Regions from separate parts of the Homo sapiens genome. Here region 2 is linked to region 1. A link is a loop called in an ENCODE intact Hi-C map of the cell type or tissue named here. Cell type or tissue: PC-9. All regions are shown on one strand.

The links. A loop is a pair of places that touch in the nucleus more often than their neighbours do. Peaks named below come from ENCODE experiments on the same cell type or tissue, not always from the same donor. Only the 100,000 strongest peaks of a DNase experiment are listed, where the experiment ranks them.
Region 2: it touches region 1 in a loop (3-fold over the local background); 2 of 110 quality-filtered maps call a loop at or near these places.

What each region holds. Positions count from the first base shown.
Region 1 is chr11:26,568,609-26,576,608 of GRCh38, forward strand. The region is part of intron 14 of ANO3 (anoctamin 3); the gene reads left to right. MUC15 (mucin 15, cell surface associated) reads right to left here and starts at 3,655. Exons shown (of 5, transcript NM_001135091.2): 1 at 3,433-3,655. In PC-9, no CTCF peak of the experiment used is centred here; a DNase peak (open chromatin) is centred at 3,643.
Region 2 is chr11:26,645,284-26,653,283 of GRCh38, forward strand. It overlaps ANO3 (anoctamin 3), which reads left to right. Exons shown (of 27, transcript NM_031418.4): 24 at 2,426-2,573. Among named protein-coding and RNA genes, the nearest start is that of SLC5A12, 73 kb to the right of the region's middle. In PC-9, CTCF peaks have their summits at 4,715 (motif pointing left) and 4,917; no DNase peak of the experiment used is centred here.

The DNA.
Region 1 (8,000 bases):
CTGTAATTTAAGAAAATCACGATAACTGTCTATTATGGTTTCTAGATGGACATCTTTACCATGAAGTTTACAGATTAGCATTTACAAAGCATGAATGATTATCTCTGGCACCTGTAGTTGACCAATATTTACTTAAATTGATGCCTCACCTAGTGTGTTTAAAATATAATTCAGTTTAGTTTAAAAATAGTTATGTGTACCTTTTCAGAAACATCTCTCTCCTGTGAACTCTGCAAAGTTCACAGCAAACATAATGCTCCTTTTCATTATCTACGGCATGTGATCTAATTTGTCAATTGTACTTAGCCACTATTTTCAGCATTATTATGGCATTCGATTTATTTTCTCTATATCTAGTTGTTTTGCTATTTTTCTCTTCCTAATAAAGTGGTCACCAGTGGGGGGAAAAATGTCCTTAGCTGTTCTTCTATTTTTCTTATAATATTATGTGAGAGACATGGCATTGAGCTTTCATTACCTGCCTGTAATGAAAATCTACACATCAAGAGTCAATAAAGTGAATTCTGTTGTTCCTGTTTCACCTTGCCTGTGACATTGAACCACCAAGGGGATCTCTCATTCCTTTACCCAGCTTTTGATTGTAACTTGAAAACCTAGGGTATCAACACCCCCAAACGTGCGAAGCACTCTGTTACTGCCTATAATTTATCTCCCAGGAAAAGGAGAGAAATGGAAGAGAGGGGTAGTTCAGTATGTTGTGAATACTATTAAATATTTATGGTTTATTCAGAAATTTATACACTACAGATAAGGCTTTTGTGAAGACGGATTGTCCTGACATTGCAGTAGGGACAAGTTTGCCTCTGCTGCCTGGCTTCTAGGAGAGCCAGGTTACGCCACTTACTCAGGTTCCTTTCATCTTAAAGTCGTAGAAGCAGCCAGGAATTGAAGTCATCCGTTATTCAGAACCCCACCATGAAATTTTGCTGGAGTAAGGTCCAGGAGATTTGGCCGAAGTTTGACCTCATGCCAACTGAACAAAGCACATTGCAAGTGACAGAAGCCTAATGGAGGTGGGACAGCAACTCCAGAGGGCAACAAATGAAATCTATATATGTTTTACTTTCGTGTGTGCTTTCCTTTTAGCCTCTCTCCATCTCTGGAGTTCAAATATCTAACTCTATGTTATATACTTGCTTTATAAAGCTGAAATGATGATGGATTATGGATGGTATCCCTGAGTGCACCCAAGTTCATCTGTCAGCCAGGTGCACTGTGGGGGCAGACAGAAGGTGGGATGAAAGAAAAGTAGAATTGCAGAGGGAGAGAAATCAGGAGAACCCAGTAATGATTTCACCTCCTGATCTTTGCCTCTTTTTGCATCTGGGTGGTAGCTCCTAAGAGAAATTTTGAAGTTATAAAATAGAGGTTTAGGATCATCACAAACTCGAAAACCTTCTAAAGGTAGAATTACTATAAAGTGAACAGAGAAAGAAAGGAGGATTTCCAGTTCCTTTGTGATACCTTAAATACAGATTCTAAACTTTCCTGTATATATTAACATTTTTTTTGTTTTAAAATTTAACTAGTTTTAAAATATATTTTCATAGTGTCACTGTTTTAGAACAACTCCTCTACAGAGGGAGAATGAACACGACTTTCGCCTTCTTTGTTACTGGCACTGGAAAGTGGTTTCACATTATTACTTTTGTATGGAGGGCTGCAGAAAGTGATGAGAAAAAACAAAAACAAAAAACACCTCTGGCCAGTAAGGGAAGCAAACCCACATTCACTGTCCATATTTTTGCTTCCTTTTAAATGCATAAAGTCATTATTCTGTCCAGGCTCTCTGTTGAAATCGTGGGTCATACTTATTTTATACCAAGCTTTGGAAATAAGGAGATGTCCTGGTTTATGTCAGGTAATTAACCCATATAAGGGCAAAGAAATGCTACTCATTCTAAACAGAATCAAAATCAGAAATTCTAAATAGAATCATCAGTTCAGGTATACTGCAGGCATAATATAAAAACATGTTTCTATAGTAAAATCACTGACGACTATACATTGGGCTGCCTTTTCTCCAAGTTGTGTTTGATCATTTCTTCTCACAGATGTTAGGCTACAAATTAAGACAGATGGGTTTTGTTTGTCTCTCAAAGAAAACTCTGTCTGCTATGTAGCTAACATCTCAGGAAGAACTTGAGTGTTACTCTGAGTGACTTTTTCCAATGTTGGACAGTATTTTTAGTTTCCTAAATTCAAGAGCAACAATAAATGAGGACATAAGACATCCTTCTAAAAATGCCTCTTTTATGAGAGGGTTTTGGAAGCGTAACCAACTAGAAAAAGGATTGTGACTGAGAAACTTAGGCCTCTCATTTTACTTTTATGTGATGTAAAAAGAAAGAAAAAATAAAAAAGAAAAGACTGGCTTTCTTTCAAGAAAAAAACAAATTTCAGAAGTTTGAGAACATTATTCTGGCTAAAAGACTTAGGCTATGTAACTACAGGAAAAATGTAGAGTTTGTCATATGACCTGCTACCTTGGGAGTTTTCAGTCATAAAATTCAGTACTTAACTAATTAGTGATGAGTGTCAAGCTTAGAAAGAAAGAAAGTTTCTCCGAAAGGAAAGTTCTAGATCAAAATTTTCAAGCATAGGGTTTCCAGCCTTCTGTATCATACTGTAATGTCTATAGGAGCAGCCTCTACAGACTAAATAGAAAGTAGATAAATGGAAATCAGCATCCTTTTAATAAAAAAAGAGGCTTATATAGCCACAAAATGAAAATAATTTTAAGAAATTTTACCACATTTTCATTTCATAGGATGTTTTCTGTAGTAACTGATGTAACCTTTTAGATTTCCAGTGAAAGTTAGACATGTACACATATCATGCTAAATAATTATATGTACTGTACAACAGTTTCCCAACTTTTTAATTAAGAAAATCTTTGAAAAAGATTTATAGAAGCTTCTAATCTATTTTATTAGAAGATTTTTTCCAAAACTATTCTAATACTTAAAGCAAAAACCTCTAATACTTAAAGCAAAAACCTTTCAGCACAAATGCATAATTTAAATCTAAGATTCAATTTATATTCATGCTGCCACTTCCACTTTAAACATTTTGAAACCTTTACTAAGATCTGACTTAAGAAAATTCTATTTCATAGTCACGTATGTTTTAAATAAGGCTTTTATTTAACTCTTCTGCTGGTTCTGTAATCTAGCAAATTTGGCAGTAATTTTTAAAGCTAACTCATTTAGGAGTGCAAATACTCATTTGGAAGGTCATTACTTAATAAAACAACTACTTGTCTCTGCAAGGATTGCCGTAGCTACTTGCCAGGCTGTTCTGTCAAAGTTGAGACCACTGCGATTCTCTTTGGTAAATAATCAAGGAAGAGAGAGAGTAGAGAGTGAAAGAGAGAAAGCGAGAGACCTAAGTGACCCAACGCACACTTACCTTCAGGCTTAGGAGGTATTTACAATCAGGAACTGAAATATCACAGTTGTCCTGTCTGAAAGGAATCTGTCGTGCATTAGAGAAAACAGATGGGTTAAGTGTGACAATGTCGCACTGAGCAGGAGGGTGCCAGGGAAACAAAATTAGGTGGGGCTGGCTGTATCTTGCTTGTGTAACAGAGCGCCCAGGAACCTGACTGACCTGCTTCTCAGCTGTAAGCATTAAGATATCACCTCATTCAGGCCTTTAACAACAACAACAAAAGCCCAACCCTCCAGTTTTCATAGGTTGATCGTTTTAGCTTTGGGACAAGGTATTACTCTCGTCAGTGGTAGCAAAACACGGGTCATCAATTTTTTTTTTCACCCTAAGTGAAAAAAAGGACAAAGATTTTGGCAAAGTCATCTGGTATAGCAGGAATTTCTGACATGTGCTGGGCCCCCTGCTCCTTGCAGGTGAGGAATCCAAACAAGTCATGCCCTGCACTTGTTGCTCTATGCCAGCCGCACATTCTCTGAAATCATAAACAATTTTTCTGTACTCTAGTAGATTGCCCTATTTGTGTACTTAAAGCCTAAGTAGAGAAAATGTAGTGGGGTCAGTAGTGAGGCGTCTATTCTGAGGTCCACTGAAATTGTTTTTTTAAGAAACTCCTACTTAACACAAAGTGAATTAGTAGCATATATTGGGATCCCTGAGAACGCTGTGAGGTGTTACATGAAAAATAATCATCATGACTGAGATTCGGTTTCTTGCTGACTTTCAGGAGTTTGGAGAGGAACTGGGGCCTGAGAATGGCCATGTGATCCTCACTTATCCTAGGAGCCTTCTCGATTAAGTAGTTTCCACCCTGTGTTCTCTCTGGTTTACTCTCACTTTAGAAGCTGGAGAATTTCAGAAGTGCCCAGGTAATGCTTGATTAAATACTAGAGTTGAATAACAACTTGGCATACTTCCTACACTTCCTTTCAGAGCTTATGAAAGGGAGAAGAGTGAAACTGGGATCTTCCGCACATCAGCGTTTGGGGATGGCGCCAAGGGCCGTTCAGCTCAATATGCCTGAGGTTCATACTTGGTTTCTGCTGCACAAGGAGATAGGTTTTCAACTGCTGAGCGAGAAACGAAACTTTAGCTAAAATGCAGGAGCTAGTAAGCTTCAAATGGAATGCAAAGAATCTGCCCAGTTAATTGGCCCGAGGAAAGAACAAGGTAATTCTATAGTTTTAAATTTTCTGAAGCCCAAAGGCCCCTTCAGAGTTTGATTAGAAATTAAACCAACCCCGAAAAAATATTGTCTCAAAAGATATTTAAGCTGTCTCTACTGTGGTACGAAGAAAAGCAGGTTAAATTTAATCAAACAGTTAGTTACTGAACAGTGGCTTAATAGAATTCAATGGCTTATTTTCAGATTAGCCACTTTTTAGGTAAAAATCCAACTAAATATATTTTCTGTTTGTAGTTAGAGAACTGAACATGATTGGGCAGGACTGGGTGCACCTTTTCCCTAGGCCTTTTCTGCAATATGTGTGGGAATATCATTATCCCCTTCTGCCTTAACCATAGTAATTATGGCTTATACCAGGCATAAACATTGCAATGCACTTTTGCTATAGCTCTCCGTTTTCACTGCCATAAAAGTCCCGCTAATTTCTCATGTTGCTTTTTCCTGAAGACCCTTTCTGTGGGCCCAGAATCCTATTCATCATTGCCCTCCTTACAATCATAATCAATTGATTAGACCTCACCCTAGAGATAAACCTTACCTACCCTCACTGTCTTGAGCACATCTGGAAATAAACTTATAAAATGTAAACTGTACGTAAATTTAATGCCTCAGTTGTTACTTAGCTCACTTAGTTGTTATCAGAAACCTTTGTTTACTCATGGAGTTGGAGTTAAAAAGTAATTTCTAGCCAAACAAACAAGTTTCACTGAGATACAGTCCTAGGTTCTAGGTAAGACCAATCCCACTTTAGACCTCCTTTCTCCAGAGGAACTCCACAATGAGAGATAATTACCTGCAATTTCATCAGCAAACCCAGCTGAGATGACACACTGTGCAGTGCTTGTATAATTTTTTTTGGTACTTACCCACTATGGTGCCTTTCATCTGGCACTCACCAATTGCTTTACACTCATTAATTACGTTTCACAATACATACTGGGAGGAAGAAAAACCTCTTCCTAGTCTGCAATGATAGAACCACTCACAAGTGGAGTTTCCAGAACACGAAGACACATGAATATCACTAATGGATCTGAATACAGAAGCAGACATAGCTTGGGACCACACTTCAAACTAATTGAAAACATTGTTTTGAATCCAAAAGAGTATCTTTTTGTACAAATCCTATAGCATCAAATCTTGATGCTGATGTCACATGTAGGGAATTTGCATTGATCAGATTCACTGATAGCATATTTAGTCTGATACAGGCTACAAGTGGAATTCATGTTTGTTTCCCCATAGGGACATAGGTACTTTAAGCAAATAAGAAATATTTGAATAATAGTAAAATAAATTACATTATGAATCTATTATTTGAGAGTATTTTAATGATATTCTTTATAAATAAAATAGAATTTAACGGCTGGGAAATGTATTTGGGGATAACATTTAATTTATTTCAATATTCTATTAGGATAGAAATAGAGGGATTATTCTCATAAATGCTAATGGTTGTTTATTATTCAAGTTTATCTTTCTCTGGTAAGTAATATGGTGCTATAATAAGATCTTCTTCACTTAACTATAACTTTTTGGAAAGGTCAAATATTCCATTTTGGGGTTAAGGAAATTCTAGGACAATGCCCTTGGTTAAGCAGAGGTTATGATATTGCATATACATATATGCAAGTATACATACTTGCATGCATACATACATAAATGGTGAGCTAAAGAAAGTTGTAAACCTGGTCAATCAACTAAAAATAACTTTAAAGGATAGATCTTTATGTGATTTGGGGCATTTAATTCGACCATAGTTAAAAGAATTGAATGATAAGACTATAGCAAAACCTGTTGCATTTCTATCTATATATTTATGTGAACCTGTTTTCTTAGTAAACATTTTGAAATATAAAATATATAATTGAAAATACCATATTGTAACAATATAAAATATGAATTGAAAAACAAACACAAACCCTATTGATATCCTTAAGAATATAACAGTCTTAGATTTTGCATTTAATATTCATTAAAATTTAAAATTGATTATATTGTTTTATTACTTCTGATGATTACTCAATTCTAATTGTTTTTTAAGGTAAGAGCCTAATGGTCACAAGAAATTTTAAAAATTTAAACAATTGCTATCTCATTTTTAAAATTATTTTAGAGTACTATGCAAGATAATCAACACTTTCAAACATAAATATATATTAGAAATATTTTGAAGTAGAAATTGGATGGAAATAGATTTAAAGATAAAATGAACAATTTAAATTTTGCAACAGATTAGTGCTTTTTAAAGGTATATTTTTAAAGAGACACAATTAGGTATAAAATACTAGTATAAATTTATTTTAAAATGTCCATTTTTATAAAGCACTGGAAATCATAACCTTTACGACTATTTAAATATATAATGGAAAGAAATTTTGTACAAGGAGATAAATAATTTCACAAAATTATTTTAGCGATTACACAATCATTTTCAAAACCACTGACATTGTGCAGCTATTAAATTCAGAGTAGTAAATCAGACATTTTCAATAATTTCTATGTGATGGCTAATAGTACTTGAAGCTGTTCATAGGTTTAAAATATTTTCTTGGGTATTTTTCTGTATTATTTAGGGTCTCACATAGTGTCCACTATATCTTTTTATCTTCCCTTCCAGTTCTAGCCAAACAAAAACAAAAAAGGTAGAGGATAGCGTTGTTACAAGATGATGGAAACATTTAAAAAATAAACAATACTTTCTTCAGAATGATACTTTTGCTGACGTGATCATAGTCCGCACATGTTAGCAGAAAGACTTTGTCGCTCAGGTGGCCCCATGAAATCTTTATTCAGTGTTAGCACTCTGGGGCTCTGTCTCTGGCTAGATTCTCCAGATTTATAATCACCAAGGAAGCAGTGTGCTGAGTAGAACAAGCTCAGGCTACCACGTCACAGTTTCTTTGTTTTGAATCCTGGTTTTGCCACTTAATGGTTTCATAACCTTGGATAATTGCCATCACGTTTCCAAGAATATTTTCTCATTTGTACAATAAAGAAAGTGACACTACTTCTTAGTTGTGTGTGGAGTCAAGTTAAAATAGATAAAATAATTGTGTGTTACTGGACACTTAGTAGTCAAACTCAATTAGACTTAATTAATTATAAATATAATAATTTTTTTGGAGATGATAAAAATTGAGGCTTCAGTGTCAGCATGAATAAATGTTGAGAGGAATCTAACTAAGTGTACAAGCACATATTAGATTATTTTGAATTTGCATCTCTCAGCACATAGTAGTTACTCAATGAATATTAATTTCATGAAAAATGAATGAGTAAACTCTTCTTTATTTTTACCTGAATTTTTCCCTGCCAGAGAGGCTTTCTCTGATCACACTTT
Region 2 (8,000 bases), 77 kb after region 1:
TGAACTTATTTTGTTTCTATTATTTTATACTACATTCTCTATAAATTTAATTATATTTATATAATCCACTTTTCCCATTGAGCTACTTATTACATATACTGCTTTAATAAACTATAGTTTTTAAATAAAAACTCCAACTATATTGGAAAGCAGCTCCACATGTCTTTTTTTGGGAGGGGAGATTTTCTGGCTAATACTGCAAGGTTATCCTTTTAATTAATTTTACCCATTTATATATTATACTGTCATCAAAGTTTATTTAAAATATACTTATCTGTAAAGACTGAATACAATGCAATTTGAGTTCCCATATTTTAAGCAACTAAAATTATTGCTGTCCTTTAAATTTGGTGATGTTATTGATTTCATTATTTAAACAATATAGACACAGAAGGGGAACAACACACACTGGGGCCTTTTTGGGGGGCAGAGGGAGGGAGAGCATCAGGAAAAATAGCTAATGCATGCTGGGTTTAATACTTAGATAATGGGTTGATAGATGCAGCAAATCACCATGGCACACGTTTACCTCTATAACAAAACTGCACATCCTGCACATATACCCCAGAACCTAAAATTAAATAAAAATAATATAAGCACATTAAAGAAAATCTAGAAAATAAATTTTAAAAAACTTCCATTTCAGCTTTAGTGAGCATTTACTATACCTTCCCATAGATAGGTAAGTGTTTTCTAAACTACTGGATTTTACTTTGCTCAAGCCAGACAACACGAAAGTGTATAAAGAAAACAGTTAGTAATCTTTCACCTTTATATTTCTCTTCTACCTCAGGGAATCAGTGCTATCAATTTGGCATTTATCCTTTGCCATTGTTTTTCTTGCTCATAGAAATATACAAAAAATATATTTGTACACATATGTAGAATTCTGCATTGTTTTTTCTTCATGAACATTCTCCAGCTCAAAACATATTCATCTAATTTATTTTAATAGAATAGTAATATTCATAATACTGATACACCATAAATTTTATAACCATTTACTTATTTCCCACTATAAGCAGGAATAAACATACAGTCATAGCTATAAATATAAATATGTACATAGTTATTACATATGTAGTACATATCATATATATGTGTTTGCATAGTGTATCTGTAGTATAGATCCCAATAAGTAGGATTAAAATGTTTGCATATTTTAATTTAAGATGTATCAGATTAATTACCAAAAATGTTGTAACAAGTCACACTTCCAGTCACACTGTAAAGGAGTTTCTGTTTCCACAATCCCTAAATAGCATTAGATTTTGTAAGACTTTCAAATCTTTGTCAATCTATTGGATTTTTTTAAATCTTATTTTTGAGTGCCATTTCTCTGAATACTAGTGATTTAAACTTCTTTTTATCAGTTACTTTAATTCAGAAAGCAAATTGCTCATTTTATTGTCTATTTTTCTCTAGGTTTATCTTATTAACATCTTAGGATCTTTTTGTATACTAGGCATGTTAACCCTTTGTCGGTTTTTGTAAACCAAATAGTTTCTCCCAAAATATTTTCTTTTGCCTAAATATTGTGACTTTTGTACAAATAAATGTTTAATTTTAATGTACTCAAATATGATTTTTATCGGTTTCTTGTCTTATGATCTCCTCATCAAGTAAACTTTAACATGTTTTTAAATTATTATTTTTAATTACAAATCAATGTAGTACTTCATAAAAATTTTGAAATGCCAAGTGTGGGAGGAAAGAAAGTTGGCATGCTACATAATCACCTTTAGTGCTGTAGAGCATTTTTTCCAGGATATTTTTTTCTCATACATATTTTTAAAACTAAGTTTAATCCCACTGAAAACATTAGTTTTGACTATAATGAATAGTATACTAGTTCTATATACTATACATCTTCAAAAGTTTTTTGTGTGTATGTATTTTCATGATGCCAGATTGACCTCCTAGGAAGTAAAAAATGTCTACTAGAACTTTTCAGTTCTTACCACCAGACTAGTTTTGCTTTTTTTGTATTTTTACTTTAAAAAGACATTTGACAAAGATAAAGACAAACCCCAGAGTGAATGCAGATATTTCACAGTGTGCATAACCATGAAGAACTTGAAGATTCTTATGTACTATTTTTATTGCCTCAGCAAGTTCTGTAAATTAGACTTTGAAATATCTTGTGCACCTGTGCACCTGTGCCATGTCTCATTGTTGCAGACATGAACCTAGTCCTAATGGCATTTCAATTTTTGAATCTTTCTAGACGAGATATATCTTCTCTTTGTGGAAAAAGTGTATTCGATAGCTATAATGTCTGTATTGAGATAGTATAATAAGAAAGCACATAGTGGACAGAGCTGTGGTTCCAACATAAGTAAAACATTATTTCCAAAATAAGATTAATTACAGGGTTTTCATATTCTTCATTTTTGTTCACCATGATTAATCTTTCTCTTACCAGGTATCTGGCTTGGAATTCTCGAAGGAATCGGTATATTGGCTGTGATCACCAATGCATTTGTAATTGCTATTACTTCTGATTACATCCCACGTTTTGTTTATGAATACAAATATGGCCCCTGTGCAAATCATGTAGAACCAAGTGAAAAGTAAGGTTTAAATTTAAACATTTTCCTGATATGTTTTACATTTGTAATTAAAATAGGATCTTACTGGGAAGTTTTGTTCTGTGACCATTAAGGGTGGTGTTTCTAAGCATTGCATTTATAATGTGTTTATTAGGTGAAATCAAGCAAGGTAAAAAGGACAACAGTGTTATTATAGCAAATAATCTTAGAGTCCGTCTACTGTTTTTACTTGGAAATGCATCACAAGTATCAAAATATTAAAAATATATTTAGAAGTTACATTCTGTAAATAGAAGTTATCTTAGAATAACTTCTTACCATCTAGATGGTAAGAAGAATGCAATCTTCTTACCGTATAGATGGGGAAATTGCAACCTATACTGGCTAATCAAACTGCTGAATGGAGCAGTGCTAGTTTGTGGGAAGAAGCAGAACTTGAAGGAACTGTCAGCTCTGTGACTGGAGATTTTCAAAAGGAATTTACAACTAGGGGTTTTAAGGACGCAAAAAATCCTGTCTCCCATGTATTTTCTTTTAAAATTTAAGTCCACTCTTTGCAACATAGTTTCTCAGCCTCTGCACTATTGACGTTTTAGATCAGGTAATTCTGTCTTTTCATGGAGGGCAGAGGGCTGTCTTGTACATTGCAGGATGTTTAGCAGCACCCTTGGTCACCACCCGGTAGATACCAATAGTAACCTCACTATTCCCCAAGTTGTGGCAACCATAATTATCTCTGGGCATTGCCAGATGTCCTCTGGGGGACAAAATGACCCAGTTTAGAACCACTGCTTTAGGTGATACAGGTTTTCTCAGCTCTTTCCTTACTTAAATAAGGTATTGGGGGAAAAATGTAAGAGGGCATTGGATTTGAGGAACGGAGAGGAGTTGGAGGCACATGAAACAGAGCTGTAGCTGGAGATCAGCCTTAGGTGTGGAAGAAGCGACAGGAGAAGCTGCTTCTCCTGCTTCCTTCAGGAGTAGCTTTGGGTGTGCAGCTGATCCGGATGCAGGGCATGTGCCACAACAGGATGAGCCCTGGAATAGGAGGAAATGCACTGTTAACTCTGCTGAGGAACTGACGTTTTCTCAGATCAATGAAATACCTTTCTGGATATAAATGTCTCAGTTGTTTCAGATAGGTGATAAAGGGATGGATATTTCCTTTATGTATTGCATATCGTGGGGTCTTGTCAAAGGATTTTAACTTGAAGCCGGACATTTTAGGTTCGAGTTGTAACTTTGCCTTTTTTTAAAATTTTATAATAAATTGTCTACTTTATTTTAGAGATAATTGAAAATACAGAAGAATAAAAGGCCATAAAAACCCTAGCAAAAACAAAACGAGACTATAATTCCATTCCAGAAATACATATTACTAATATTTTGAACCCATCTTTTCAGATGTATTCTATTCATGTACACATTTTAAAGGTATATAACAGTAGAATCTGACTTTTTTGATAATCTGTTCTTAATTATTTCTGCCCTTAACAATATAGAATGAGTAAATATTAAACTTCTGTAGTTTTAAACTTAGACATGCTTATCCTGTATTCTGCTTTTTAGTAAAAGGCATGTCATTAATCTGGACCTAGTTGGTTCATAATAAGAAATGTTCGGCCGGGCGCGGTGGCTCACGCCTGTAATCCCAGCACTTTGGGAGGCCTAGGTGGGCAGATCGCAAGGTCAGGAATTCCAGACCAGGCTGGCCAACATGGTGAAACCCCCTCACTACTAAAAATACAAAAATTAGCTGGGCGTGGTGGCGGGCGCCTGTAATCCCAGCTACTCGGGTGGCTGAGGTAGGAGAATCGTTTGAACCCGAGAGGCGGAGGTTGCAGTGAGCCAAGACCGCGCCATTGCACTCCAGCCTGGACGACAGGGCAAAATTTCGTCTCAAAAAAAAAATATATATTCATAGCCCTTATGATTAAGAAGTGGTGTCTGAAATAAGATCTTATGAACTCTAAAGCACAATTTAAGTGTAAGAGGGATTTCGTATTAGTAGTTTTAAAAACCCTGTTTTTTCTTAGTTCAAAATAATCTAGAAGCAGATGTTAAGGATTTAAAATATACAGGCTTGTTAGGGAGCCCTCTTCCATAGCATTATTTGCCAGTGTCTTCACTGCCACCTAGTGGCAGGTGAAAATGAGATTGACTGGGTATCTAGCACTCTGCGTTTATGTAGATAGCGCCTGCCTTTCGTGTAGATAGCGCCCGACATCTCCATATTCATCGGTTAGGAATATAGACTAATTTCAAGCAAAGATGTGGAGGGCTTATGTTACAGTGACACCACACATTCAGAGGAGCACCCTGTTTATTTTCCATGTATGCTTAGCAGCTAAATTGGCATAGATTCATTCAGATTGGAAATTTTCGGAGCAAGGTGGCGGAAGAAGATGACAGTGGGAGGGGAGGATATTGGCAAAAGAGTAGGTGAAATGATAAATTATTTGTTCTAGTATGGACAACGAATGGAGTGAAGCCAGCATAGCTCTGTAATTAAGAATTCAAGGTTTAGAATCAGATAGATGCGTGTTTGAATCTAGGTTCCGAGGGCAGTCCTTCTTAACATGTGGTCTGCAGATCTCCTTCAGGGGTCCATGAAGTCGATGCGATTTTTATACTGAAATTAAGATATCATTTGCCCTTTTCATATATTGACATTTTCCCTAGTGATCCAAAAATATTGGTGAATAAAGTTTCTGGTAGTTTTGCATAACTAAAGGCAGTGGCACCAAACAGTATTGCTAGTGATTGTATTCCTCACCATAATTTGGCCAACATAAAAAATTTCAGTAAGAAGTTCAGTGTGTCCTCAGTGAAGCAGCAATAATTATTGATTTAATAAAATCTCCACTATTGAATAGATGCCTTTTAAATATTCTATGTGACAAAATAGGAAGTGTGCATAAACCACTTTCTGCTGAATGCCAAAGCGTAATGGTCGTCTCAAAGAAAAAAAATACTCATGTGATCGTTGGAGTTACAAACTGAGCAAACTTTTTTCCAACATGAAATAATGATTGCCAGACAAACTATGATTATTCAGACTTGGATACTTAGCAGTCTTTTACAGAATGCTCACTACTAGCTTGTCATTTTAAAGAAAATAATTGCTATATTTATTGCCATTGAAAAAGTTCAAGCACTGAAGTGAAAGTTAAGAATTTTGGATAACTTTTGTTTACCACTTTGAGCCTAAAAGCTTCCCAATTTTTTTTCTGATAAAAATAAATGGTGATATTAACAATTGTGAGTTTTTTCATGATCTATAGTAAAAAATATGTCAATATTTGGAAGAGCTGCATGGTTCCAGGAACTAATTTTCCAAATAACCCATATTTGATGTTATAAAATCATGAATGAATAAAAGATGAATTTAAAATGCAAGTTAGACTTAGGGATTTTAATGTAACAGAATGAAAACGTCATTGATATGGTTTAAAATTCCGCATTGCAACTAAACCTTAGAAAGTATCACATGTAGAGCTTTGACGGAATGTCAATGAAAAATATCCACAATTGTTTCAAATACTATTAAAATAGTCAATACATGAGACCAGATTTTCTACTTATTCTTCAACCAAAACAACATATTGCAACAGATTTTATATAGAACCAGATATGAGAACCTAGCCGTCTTCTGTTAAAACAGGCATTAAAGGGATTTGCAAACATTTAAAGTAATGTCATTCTCACTATGTTTTTCTTTTGGAAAATATAGGTATTTTTCTTTAAGAAACGGGTCATTTATATTAATTTACCTTAATATAAATTATTTTTGTTTTTAAATGAAGTAATAGACGTTTTCTAAATTTCTCAGCTTTAATTTCAAATATCTTAAAATATCAATAGATACACCTCTGTGAAAAAAAGAAAAAAGCTTCTTCAGATCCTCAATAATTTTTCTAAATGCAAAGGGGTTCTGAGGGCAAACGTTTTTGGAATTATAGGCCTACAGGAAGTTACTTAGTCCCTTTAAACTTCAATTCTTTAGTCATTATGATGGAGATAAAATATATATGTTTTAAGGTTGTTGTAAAAATTAATTTTAACAATTCTTTGAACTCACCTGGATCTCTAAAGCATTGGTCATAATAACTCATTCTTGCCCCTCCCCTTTCCTTTGATGTCCTCTTTTCCATCCTTAACCATCTTACAAACCAGTTGCCCAATCACCGTAACCACTTCCTTGGATACGCAGGTCCTTTCCCCCATTCACTTTGTTACGGAATTGCAGAATCACATCGTTGGTTCTCCAGACTCTTTGTCTACTCTGCACTGCACTCATGCAGCTGCATGCAAATGAAGGAAAATGAACAACCACACTGACTAGTTTCACTTTAAATTTGTATCACATACTTTGTGTGGACCTGACAAACGTATTTTATTTTTCTAGTCCATTTGCCCGTCTACTTTTTTAGAGAAGTTTGTCATAGCTTCTCCTTGCTCCTCAAGCCTTCTGAACCTCCTTTTTTATTCTCACTCTGACCTGATCTTGCTTCCTACTTAAGAAAAATTGAATCAATTAGAAAAGATCTTCCACAGACGTCTATTATCACATCTTCCTACCTACAGTATGTGTCCCATGTAGCCTGCCTCCTCCAAGTTCCTAGAAATAGAACCATCTGTGCTCCCATACTGAAGGCAAAATTCCTCCACTTGTGCCCTGGATCTCTTCTTCTTTCCCTATCTGAAACCATCATTCTAGTAATTCACCCCTTTTTCTCATACATTATGTATTTTGCCTCTATTTACATTTTCACATTAACATTGAAACATGCTTTTATTGTTCTAGTCAATAGATAAAGTCCTCCCTTGTCCTGGCTGCCTTCCAGTTACATCTTTATGTCTTTGCTCCCATTTATAACAGAAACTACATCCAAAGAGTTTTCTGTTCCTATGTTCTCCAATTCCCCTTCTCTTCTTCCCTTTTAAACTCTCTTCGATAATGTGTATGCCCCATGGCTCCGTTGAGATGTCATGATGACTTTCACATTGTCAAACCCACTGGTCAACTCCAGTTCTCACATCATTTGGCTTCTCAGCAGCATTTGATAATTGAGCATTCCCTTCTTAATGTACTTTATTCACTTGACTTTCAGAAAGACACATAATTTCTGTTTTCCTGCTACCCCACCAGCCACACCTGCCAAGTCATGTCTGCTAGTTCTCCTCATCTCTCAGCTTTAGTTTTGGAGTTCCCCAAGGGCTCAATCTATGGACTTATTATCTTCTGTATTTCTATTTATTTCCTTGACCATCTAATTCAGTTTCATGGATCGATCTACGCTCATACCTGAATTCTAGCCTTGAATATTCCACTGTCTGCTTGGCATCTCCTCTTACCTGTCTAATAAACATCTAAAACTTGCCATGCCCAAATTTAAAGTCCGAATTTCATCCAATCCTGCTTAACCTTCAGTCTTGCCCATATCA